2 separate regions of the Homo sapiens genome follow, and region 1 is linked to region 2. Evidence: chromatin loops called from intact Hi-C (ENCODE). Cell type or tissue: A673. All regions are shown on one strand. Each heading gives the region's core, and the rest is flanking DNA. Links, peaks and the distances in the headings are about the cores only. Region 1 has its middle 170 kb from the start of LINC01206. Region 2 overlaps SOX2 (SRY-box transcription factor 2).

The links. Hi-C counts contacts between places; a loop is a spot of excess contacts. Peaks named below come from ENCODE experiments on the same cell type or tissue, not always from the same donor. Only the 100,000 strongest peaks of a DNase experiment are listed, where the experiment ranks them.
Region 1: a loop joins it to region 2, with 4 times the contacts of the local background. A loop is called at or near these places in 2 of 110 quality-filtered maps.

Annotation. Positions count from the first base shown.
Region 1 is chr3:182,120,585-182,125,971 of GRCh38, reverse strand. No RefSeq gene overlaps it. Among named protein-coding and RNA genes, the nearest start is that of LINC01206, 170 kb to the right of the region's middle. RefSeq lists an enhancer at 4,110-4,611. In A673, for the core only: no CTCF peak of the experiment used is centred there; a DNase peak (open chromatin) is centred at 2,971; H3K4me3 peaks cover 363 bases; H3K27ac peaks cover 750 bases.
Region 2 is chr3:181,713,394-181,718,780 of GRCh38, reverse strand. SOX2 (SRY-box transcription factor 2) reads right to left here. Exons shown (of 1, transcript NM_003106.4): 1 at 4,345-5,387. The region is part of intron 6 of SOX2-OT (SOX2 overlapping transcript); the gene reads right to left. Among named protein-coding and RNA genes, the nearest start is that of SOX2, 4.2 kb to the right of the region's middle. RefSeq lists cis regulatory regions at 2,628-2,631, 2,637-2,642 and enhancers at 2,533-2,724, 2,372-3,352, 5,015-5,387. In A673, for the core only: no CTCF peak of the experiment used is centred there; DNase peaks (open chromatin) are centred at 1,690, 2,650, 3,070, 3,470 and 2 weaker places; H3K4me3 peaks cover 4,749 bases; H3K27ac peaks cover 4,620 bases.

The sequences.
Region 1 (5,387 bases), core at 104-5,103, 410 kb before region 2:
CTGACACTGGAGGCACAGAAGCACCCTGTAAGTTTAGGACTGAACTAATGTAATTGAAATGAATACAGGTATGCTTTGCCTGGGGAGGCCTAAATGTTTTGCTCATTTCAGCTTAAAAAGGCCAAAACAGAAACATACAAATAAAATTTGTAAATCACAAGTAACATGGTCAATGTAAACGTGTTCATTAAATCTTGAAAATAGTAGAACAAGAGAGAATCTTGGAAGTTAAGTGAGATGAATACAGACTCTGCAAAATGTCCTCTCTGCATCACTTCAGCTGTTACTAATGTAAGAAGAAAGTGATCAATTATATGGCTAAATCATTCCTAAGAGAAACTGGGCTCATTCCAATCTTTCAAATGTGTTTACTACTTCATTCAGCAAGTATTTATTGAGTGTATACTGTGCCAAACCTGTACAAATACTAGCATTGACATAGCGAACAAAAATTATAATTGCAAGTCCTTCGGTACTTGCAGCCTAGTTGACATGTGTGAGTATGTTGGGTTCACTGATACGTCCTTTGTGCCCTGGTCAGATCCTGCATCTGATGTTCAGTTGCAGCTTCTATATGTTTTTTTCTTCCCTTTTCTGCTAATTTGGAGTTAAAAAGTGGGGAACTGTTGAAGTTGAATTTGGGGTTTTAACACTTAAACAAGCAATTATCAACTATTCACAGTAGCACAGAAAAAGACCACACATTACCTGAGATCGCTCTAAGATGCAGTGGTGGAAGTATATATTAAATGTGGTGAACTGCTCTTTTTCAAGCTCTCTAATACAGTTTGTATTTTAAATATGTTCTTTAAGCCTCCACTACAGTAGGAAATGTGGGACAACAATGAAGAATATCTATATCCTTAATTGCACGTGTATTATTTACAAGGTACTATCTCAAGTGCTTTATGTTCATTATTGCTGTTAATCTTCAATATAACTCAACAAGACAGTTTTCATTATTATCCTAGTCTTGATGATGTGGAAACTGAAGCTCAAGGTGGTTCTTTAATCCAAGGTTAAACTTACCCAAGGTAAGGTAAGTATGTAAATGCTGAAGTCAGCATTTCAAACTAGTTTTGTCTGATTTCAGAGTATGTTCTCAAACAAATGCAATATTTTCTCTAAGTCCCTGCCTTCAGTGCTTTTAGTCTTCTGGGAAAGAAAGAAAAAATGTCATTTTTGGATTAGTGATAACTACCATAAGAGGAGCAGGCACTAGGTTAATAATGGGACACATGGAAAACCATTAAAGTCAATTTTGAGGGTCATAGGAGGCAACATCTAAGCTAAGCCTTGAAGGATATACAGGCATTAACCTAGTACAATGGGAAGAAGGACCATCCAAGAAGAAGAGAAAGTATGTGCAAAAGTCCAGAGGCAGGTCTGGGGAACTGCAATACAGGGGCCGTGATCATCTGTAACCATCCAGCCACCATGTAGCATAAGTTGCAAAATGCTTTCATCCAAATGACCTCACCTCTGCTGGGATGTGACATGAGGGCACATGAAGGCCCTGGTCATGCTTGTAAAATTGGATTCAATGTTGGTAGGAAACCCTATTCCCTACACTGAATCACTGCACAAGCCTGGAATTCCGGTCACCCTAGGGCGGTGCAGTCTTGGAGGAGGGCACATTAGCACATGGTCAGTGTGGGCTCAGCTGTGGTCATTCTTCTGTCTGTAACTGCCTGACAGGTGGTGATTGGCTGTTCTGTCTTTGTCACCAGATGTTGCTGAAATTCTCAGACTTTGGTTCTACATCAAAAGCCTACATTTTAATGAAGGGGAACAGATTGAGTAACCAAAAAGAGCCAGTTCTGTCTTGGCAGGCCAAAGAGTGCACAAATAGAGACTGGGAAGGCAAAGGCATGGGATTTGAGGCAAAACCATGAAGGAGATGAAGTCAAATCTTTACAGTCTACCATAAACATCTTTCTTGTGGCACTTTCCCTGGGGCCATTATTTCTGGACCTTCATTAGTTTCAAAGTAATGTGGACTCAATGTCATTGAGCAGTATAGTTTCAGGCATTCATTACTTTATCTTACAGGGAGAAATAAAAAGCCTTCAGAAACACACAGACCTGGATTCAAGCCTTAGCCCTAGGACTTACTAGCTGTGTGGCCTTGGGCAAGTTGCTTATCCTTATCTTTACAATAAGGATAATAATGTAGATTTTGAATGACCAGCTAGGGGATTAGAATGTAATGTATGTAAAGCAGCTAGTCTGGCCCTCTATAGGCATTCAATAAATGGTAATTATTATTATGGTTATATTGACATTTAAAGAATAATTTTTCCATGCCTTAACTCAAATTTTGACTAATGGTGGGAGTTGGGGGCTGCTGGAGATAGTTATTTCTGATTATTGATTATTTTCTAAATCAAACAATAGTTTAAATTCACCAGGCTCTTATCCTTTAAAGGAATTCTATAGTTAAATATCAATATTTCTGAGCCAAGAAATTTAGACACGCTATCTGATTGATATTAGTAAATTTGTGAGAAAAAGAGAAAAAAAATATTTGAAATTGGGACTGCCAAGAAAAATTTAATATATATGGTTCCCATACCTATATCCACAATTTTCAGGAAAAGAGCCCCCGGTAATTAATGATCTTTTCTAATACCTTGAAGCTTTATTGTTCCTGATTAACTAGGTACTCTAGTACTCCAGGACTAAAAACTACACTCACCAATTGGTAGAAAAGAGGGCATGCTTTTACTCCCTTAAAACTGAGTAAACCAGATATTTGTGCTTGATTTATTCAGTTATGTATCAGTGCTAAAGCAGGACATTCAAGAGAGGCACAATAATGGAAAGAGCTCTGGGCTAAGAATCAGAAGACTTGGGTTTTAATTGTGACTCAGTCCCAGCTAGCTATAAGAATATGGCAAAAAAGAGTAAAACAAAAAGGTATCACACTGTCATTGGAATGGAATAGAGCAGTGGGAGTCAGCAGGGGTCTTACCACTTAGAAACGAAATGCGATGTACCCAGCATCTGCATTTATTTATGGTTACAAGTTAAGCAACTCCGGAAGTTTAGTGAAAGCTTTTAGGCTTATCCATAAAACTCAATAATTATTTGACACTTCATTTACTTATATGTTTAAGAAAAATAACAGCTATAGAGCTTTGATCCTCAAATGTCATGTGTGATATTAATTAAACTATTTTCTTTTAATAAACATATTTTTGATATAGTAAGTATTATGAGAGAGGTGCTGTCCTGACATCCTAAATTTAGAACCCTAGAATATTACCAGAAGATTTAACAGCCGCCAACGAGAATATATCTTTCAATCTGTGTTGAAGGAATCTTGCTCAATTACATGATTCTAAATACAAAAGCACACTTTACACTAAAAAGAAATTTTTTAAGGGACATAGAAGTATTTCATTACTTAAATGAGTTTAAAGGCTTCATTTGAAGAAATATAAATCACTTACCTTATTTTAAACCATCCATGTTTCCCCTAATGGTGTTTACTAAGTCTGAAAGGCACTTATTTAAAATAAGTAGAGTAACTTGTACATTGATTAAACTGTCTATCTCTTAGGTAGATCATAGAACTGCAATTTAGCATATAGAGTTGAAGACAGCATCAATTAAAGATATAGATAGGCTGAGTCAGGTGCTCATCAGAGGAGATGGGATTAAAGATAGGTTAAAAAAAAAAAAAGAAACCCCAAAGTATGCAAAACCTAAATGCAATGATATAATGAAAGCACAAAATCAAATCAATTGAGATAAAAATGCAGCACTTACCAAGCATGATCACCTGAAAAGCGTGGCAAATTCCTGCAAATTGCAGGAATTCATATTGCAAAGTACTCAGCAATACTTCTGTGTAGTTCTATAGAAAGCCCCAAAAATCCTGCAATATCTTGCAAAGTGCTCCACAGGTATCCAATACTTTTGAACTGATATCATTCTACGTTCCTCAGTGGGTCCAAATCACGTAACCACTGGTCTTCAAGTGATGAAAAGGTAAGCCCTGGAGAAATGGAGGACTGGTTTTCAGTTTTGAGGATGGGTAGAGATCAAAAATCGACTACTCAGAGATACCCTAGATACCAAAAAATACAAAATAAAAAAAATGCTCTTTTGATTATTTTTAAAAAAGTATTTGCTTCTAAAAAGGACAGAATCCCCCAACCTCCCAACCCATATTTTAATAACCCAACAATGGAAGAGAAATATTTGACAGAGGGTGTATTGGATGTTGATGATCTCCAACTGCTTCCAAATCTGCATAAATAAAACTCCAACAAATCCCTACACAATGAACCTACTGAATGGGGCTCTATTTATCTGCCGCTGAAGGATAAAGGGCCAAGCCAATCCTATTGACAGTTAAGTCTGTAGCTTCCAACATATCACTGAGGTCACTAACCCACCACTACAGTACAGGCTGACATAAGCAGCTGATGTGCTAAACAAAAAGTAGGGCTCAAATCAATTCACTACTAAAATCCAATTTAGGAAGCTCTCAGTTTGCACAGTTTTGGTTGATCAAATTCAGAGATGGGATTAGATTCATATTTCAGTAACGAAGATCAGGGTTGGGAACTGATATATTGAAAGGTGTATTTTTCCATTTCTTCTCTGCATAAAATATTCATGGATGCCATGTTCTAAGTGTACTCTGACAGTGTAACAGCTGCCAAAATCCTGGTACCTGAGGCCACTTTTACATCAATAAATTATCGAAGGTTACATCTGTAGCAAGATAGCTTTATTTGGCTACGCAAATAATACCAAGGTACACAACACAGTTATCCCAGCTTTTGTTCCCTTGAGAGTGGACTATTGTTACACTCTGTGCTGCAAAGCATGCTGGGAAGCTCCAACCAAGATGTAAGGAGGAAAAATACTTGTCTCTGTGCTCTAATAGAAACAGTACAATATAGCTGCAAGGTCATAATTTGGAGTCAGCTATCATAAGCTGTGTGACTCAGAGAGGTGGTCACTTTCATACAAACTCAGTTTGTCCACAGTTTAAAAAGGAATGTTCCTCTACCTCCCTGCAGGGCTGTTGAGTTCAATAAATAGGCAATTTCTCTAGATGGTCTGCCACATGATGGACAGTCAGCTAATGTTATTTAAAGTGCTGCCTTCTAAGAACGCATCATATAGTACTGCAACACCAAGTATTGCATCAGTCACAAGAAGTCTTAGAGAGCTTCTCTCTTGCTTTAAGAAAATGGACTAAGTGTAGAAATACAATTTTCTGAAGGCGTTGGTTTCACAAATGAAATATTAATTCATTTGCCATTCTCACTGTCTTTCTTCTATTATCTCTTAGAACTCTGGGTGTCTCCTTCCTCCTGCCCAGAGGAAATTCCTGAATTTATGGGGGCACCTGCCCAATAAAGCTG
Region 2 (5,387 bases), core at 161-5,160:
TGTCTTTGGGAAGCTCCTTCCACAGCTTTTCTTACTCTAGAACTCCGGAAACTATGTCCTTTTGGACTGTATCCATATTTTCACAGTAAAGGTCAGAGTTTCTCCCCCTTCTTCCTTCTTTGAGGGATTCACCTCATAGGTGAAGTCCTTAGGAAATCCATCCAGCCCTCTTCCAATTTAGGTCACAAAAAGAAAGCAAAGCAAAAAAATAAATTAACCCCTATCTCCAACCCTACTTGCTGCCCGAAAAGCAACTCTAGCTTGGAGAGCAAGAAAATGCAGCAGAAAAAAAAAACAGAGAATGAGATGCAAATTATTTTAAGGGAATAATGTGGGTGTGTGGGGTGGGGGTTGTCCGTTGGGGAATGTGAACTGAAGTCTCTGCTAAAGCTCATGGCAAAGGAAACTCCTTCCACAAAGAAAAATATGAGGATCTGTTTTTCAAAATTCTCCAAGATCAATAAATGAAACTGGGGTGAGGTGATGAAAAGTTCTCTTAATTATAACAGATAAATAAATAAATAAATAAATGAGCAGCGTCAATCAGCAGGCGATCAAACCATAGTCAAACTTCAATCTCAGAGCAGTTAGCTATAAACTGTTAGCAGTTGAAAAGTAAACCTCATGCACACAAAGGCACTGTTTAATTTTCATCTTGTAATGGTTCTAAATGAAGACCCCATCACTATGCAGTTAAGCGGTATTTCTTGTCCCCCTGAGGCGCTGATCAGTTCTTTTTAATGTGAGAAAACTGGCAGCTCAAAACCCGTCAATGGAGCTCCCACAACAAAAGTTCTGAAAAGCTGAATGAATTGGGTTTGTAATTACTGTTCCCACCGCCACCCCCCCCACCATTGCAGCTTATCTCTTATTCATTCAATTTATATTATTGTCGAGGAATCTTACCCTCAAAATCATTCCCTTACCATTTTACCTAGGGCCACAGAGGAACCTATGACATGGCAGAAATGGAACACTGGCCCCCCTACTGCACCTTGCAGTGTTCAGACCAATAGGTGGGGAGAGAAGGAGGAACTACCTTGTACCCCAATTTACTCGAGACTACTAGAACTAAGGGTACTCAGCTTATGGAACCTTCCACTTTCAAACTTGCATTTTATTGGCAAACAGGAATGTGTATCCTGTCTAAATTCAGGGCCTCTCTGAGTCTCTGAAATCCTGTGACATCTCTACTTAGAAAAGGCAAAGGTTGTAAATGAGCACCCTCCCCTTTTGCCCCATATTGCAAATCCCTAAAAGACCTTGCCACACATGATGAGGATATTAAGATAAATTACTGTATTCTGTTTTTTTTCTTTTAAACCGAAAAAAACAGCCAGTGAAACAGAAAAAGAGACTATAATTCTGTGCCCCCCACCCCCCACCAGCCCAGGGAAAGGTTTTATGAAAAAGTCAGCTTTAGAATGCCAGGGCTCCGTGTGTATTTCAATCCAAGGTATTGCTGATGGAGAAGATTCTCCTGAGATTTTCCTACTGTAAGAATGTGTCGATTTCTAGAAATAAGTACAGCTATTACCACCAAATCTACTAGCAGTCTAAATAATTAATTGAAGCATTGCTCTTTGACCCTTGAAAAGTCCAGTAGGGACACGTTTATAGCAATAATACCTCCGAATGAGCCCTTGTCAAATATTCATTTAGTGGTTAATGTGAGCCATTTTCCCCTGGGATGGTCTGTAATACCAGCTTCCCAGCATTGGCAAGAAACCTTGCTAATCTACTACAGCTCAGCAAAATATTTTAACGCTCTTTATTTAAAGTATGTGGTGGGGGGGGGGTGGGTGGTTTGGGGAGAGAAAAAAATTTCAGAAAGAACAGACTGTACTCTCATCCTTTTGCACATTTCTATTCTGTGTATATAGTTAACAAAACATTTAAATTCACCCTATTTGACTGGAAATTGAGTGGTTTCATTGAGCAGAATAATATCCCGAGGAAAAGAACTAAACAACAACTATCTTCAGCACCATGAGATAACCATCTCTGGGCAAGTTTATGGGTTTACTCTCCTTGAAAATCACATTATTATTAAAATATTATATGTTCGATATTAATCTAGCCATGAAATTACATATCTCAGGTAACCATTTAATTTAATCAAATGAATGATCGTACAAGATATATATCATTTCCCTCAGATGTAGTTATCAAAAGCATTTATATTTGCAAACAAAATATTTTGACTTTCATTTTTCAACTATTTGGCTCGGCGATATGAAGGGGTAGAAGGGGGAACGGGAGTTCTCTTGTTTTATGCAGATAGTGACAATTATTCAAAGCTAGTTCTACTTCCCAAAATATTGTGCTCCCTTTCCTTTTGCTAAATATTTGAACCTGACCATTTTGCCAGAAAGTTGCTGACCCTGTGGGCTTTTTTTTAAAAAATGAGAGGTGAGTGCAGTGCAATTACTGTAAACCTCTATACATATTTCTAATATATTTCTATTTTCAAAATATATATAATCTATATATTTGACTGCCTCAAATTCCGGGAATATCCTCCCCACTCCCCCAGGATGATCATTTGGATCTTTATTCAAAGTTTCTTTTATTCGTATGTGTGAGCAAGAACTGGCGAATGTGCTCATTACCACGTGAATAATCCGTATATGCATTACAATGGCTGGCCAGGCTAGGGGAAATTCTTTTAGAGTCTCTGCATTAATTAGGGGGGAAAATGCCTTGCTTAGAATTGGGAACTGGAATAATAATTGTCCCTTCCCAGTACAATGTTATCCTAAAAATGAGGATTAAAAAAGTAATAAATAAAAACCAGTACATATCTAAAACAAAGCAATCTAGAAAAAAATAGAAAGTACAGAAAATATGAGATATCCTCAGTTCAGCCCAGAACTAACATTAGCAACACCATGAGAAAGAAATACTTTCTTGGAAATGAGAAGATGCAAACCAACGGGATGAGCTAACTTAGTGGCTGCAGCGGGTACTTTACTCAAGGGTGGAAGACGCTGCCGGATTCCAACTTCTCCAAAGTTGTAGCAAGTTGACACAAGCTCTTGAAATTGTGGGAAGCAAACCCGTGCTCTTAAAAGTGCCCGATTGTTGGTTCCTGGTCCCCGTGGGTGGGGGAAGACGAGCGAATCAAGTAGTAAATAAAGTAGAAAAGTCCCTGACTAGGTAACAGATTATCCGGCTGCCCCAAAGCAAGGGTGGGTGGTGATGCAGAAGCATCGCTAATTCAAAGACCATGGCGATGTCTCAACTTTTCCACTCCCACTGAGGACAACTATAGCCTTTCTTTACCTTTCCTAGGGCAAAAAAAAAAAAAAAAAAAAAAAAAAAAAAAAAAAAAAAAAAAAAAAAAACCACCACACAACAAATCCAATCTTGTTTCCCCACCCCTTTCCCCTCCCCCACTTCTCTACTACAGTAGTAAAACATTGTTAACAGATCAAAAGCATAATCATCTCCAAATGTGATTAGACCGGACAAAGTAAAATATCTACCTCAGAGTTGATTGTTTTCTTCTTTAATATGGCTGTTGCCTGGCTTCTCTTTTGCTTGTTATCAGCTGCAGAGATTATCCGATTTGGGGCTACAGGCTTGGACCCGCGCTGCCAATTTAAGAAATGGAATTCAGGGAGAGAGGGAGAGAGAGGGGAAAAAAGAAAATAAATAATAAAAAAAACTATGTTTATGATAAGCCGGGGAGTTTTGCAAGATGTTCTTTTCTTTCCCTCTCCCCGAACAGGAAAATGTAGAGGAGAAAGTTTATGAAGTCAAGGAACAAAGAAAGCAAACCACTTGTTTCCTCTCAGACAATAGCAGGGCCAGAGTAATCCAAACACCCACCCAGCAGATGAACACTTTGCATGTCTAGTTTGCAATTATTCTGATACAAGAAGCATCATTTTTCTCTATAGCCAGGTTTCAAAGGGCCATTGTGCTGTGAAGAAAATGAAAACAAAACCAGCCAACCTGGTTCTGATTTGGCTCAATATCCCATCTGCTAAACTACATGAAAAATTTCAGAATTGAATCCTTTCTGGCAACAAGTGGCATAAATCAGTTTTAAGTATAGGTCCCCATCATGCTTATTCATGCTGCTTAGAAAAGGAGGGGGCGGATTTACAATATATGTCTCTAGTTTCTATTTTAGAAATGACAGAAATTTCAATTTTTCCAGTACTTATTAATCATCCAGCCGTTTCTTTTTTGCAGTTAACATTAGCACATGATGCTGGACTAGTAATACCAAGGTTTTTGGTATTTTGCTTTCTTGGCTGAGCACAGTATTATAATTCCCCGAAAAGTTATGTATAATCACAGTGTTATCCAAATAAATGAAAGACTCAAGAATAATTTCAGTGTCCATATTTCAAAAATTTATTTATCTCAAACTGTGCATAATGGAGTAAAAACTTAAGTTGAAAATGTACCTGTTATAAGGATGATATTAGTTCAAATATATACATGGATTCTCGGCAGACTGATTCAAATAATACAGAGCCGAATCTTTTAAAATACAACTACGGAAAATAAAGGGGGGAAAACCTTAAAATATCACAATAAATTTACAGAAATATTACAAACCATAAGAAAATATTTCAAACACAGTAATTTCATGGTTTTTTTTATCTGAACAAAATGGAAAGTTGGGATCGAACAAAAGCTATTATAAATTACCAACGGTGTCAACCTGCATGGCCATTTTTGCTTTTAACAGTAAGTTATAAAATTTAGTACAGTCTAAAACTTTTGCCCTTTTTAAACAAGACCACAGAGATGGTTCGCCAGTACTTATTCTAATTTTTTCCTTTTGTACAATTTTTAAACAATTAAAATGTCCAAATTTGAATAATTTTCTTCTTTTCACGTTTGCAACTGTCCTAAATTTCAGCTGCAGAATCAAAATTCAGCAAGAAGCCTCTCCTTGAAAAATATTGGCAAATTCTCAGCTTATAAACAATGGACATTTTGATTGCCATGTTTATCTCGATAAATACTGTACAAAAGTTGCTTGCAAATATTAAAACATTTTTTTCGTCGCTTGGAGACTAGCTCTAAATATTATTGGTAAAGACTTTTGCAAACTTCCTGCAAAGCTCCTACCGTACCACTAGAACTTTTAAAAAGTTTTTCGTAGCTTTCTTTCCTCCAGATCTATACAAGGTCCATTCCCCCGCCCTCCCCACCCTCCCCAGGTTTTCTCTGTACAAAAATAGTCCCCCAAAAAGAAGTCCAGGATCTCTCTCATAAAAGTTTTCTTGTCGGCATCGCGGTTTTTGCGTGAGTGTGGATGGGATTGGTGTTCTCTTTTGCAGCTGTCATTTGCTGTGGGTGATGGGATTTTTTTTTTTCCTTTTTCTTTTTGAGCGTACCGGGTTTTCTCCATGCTGTTTCTT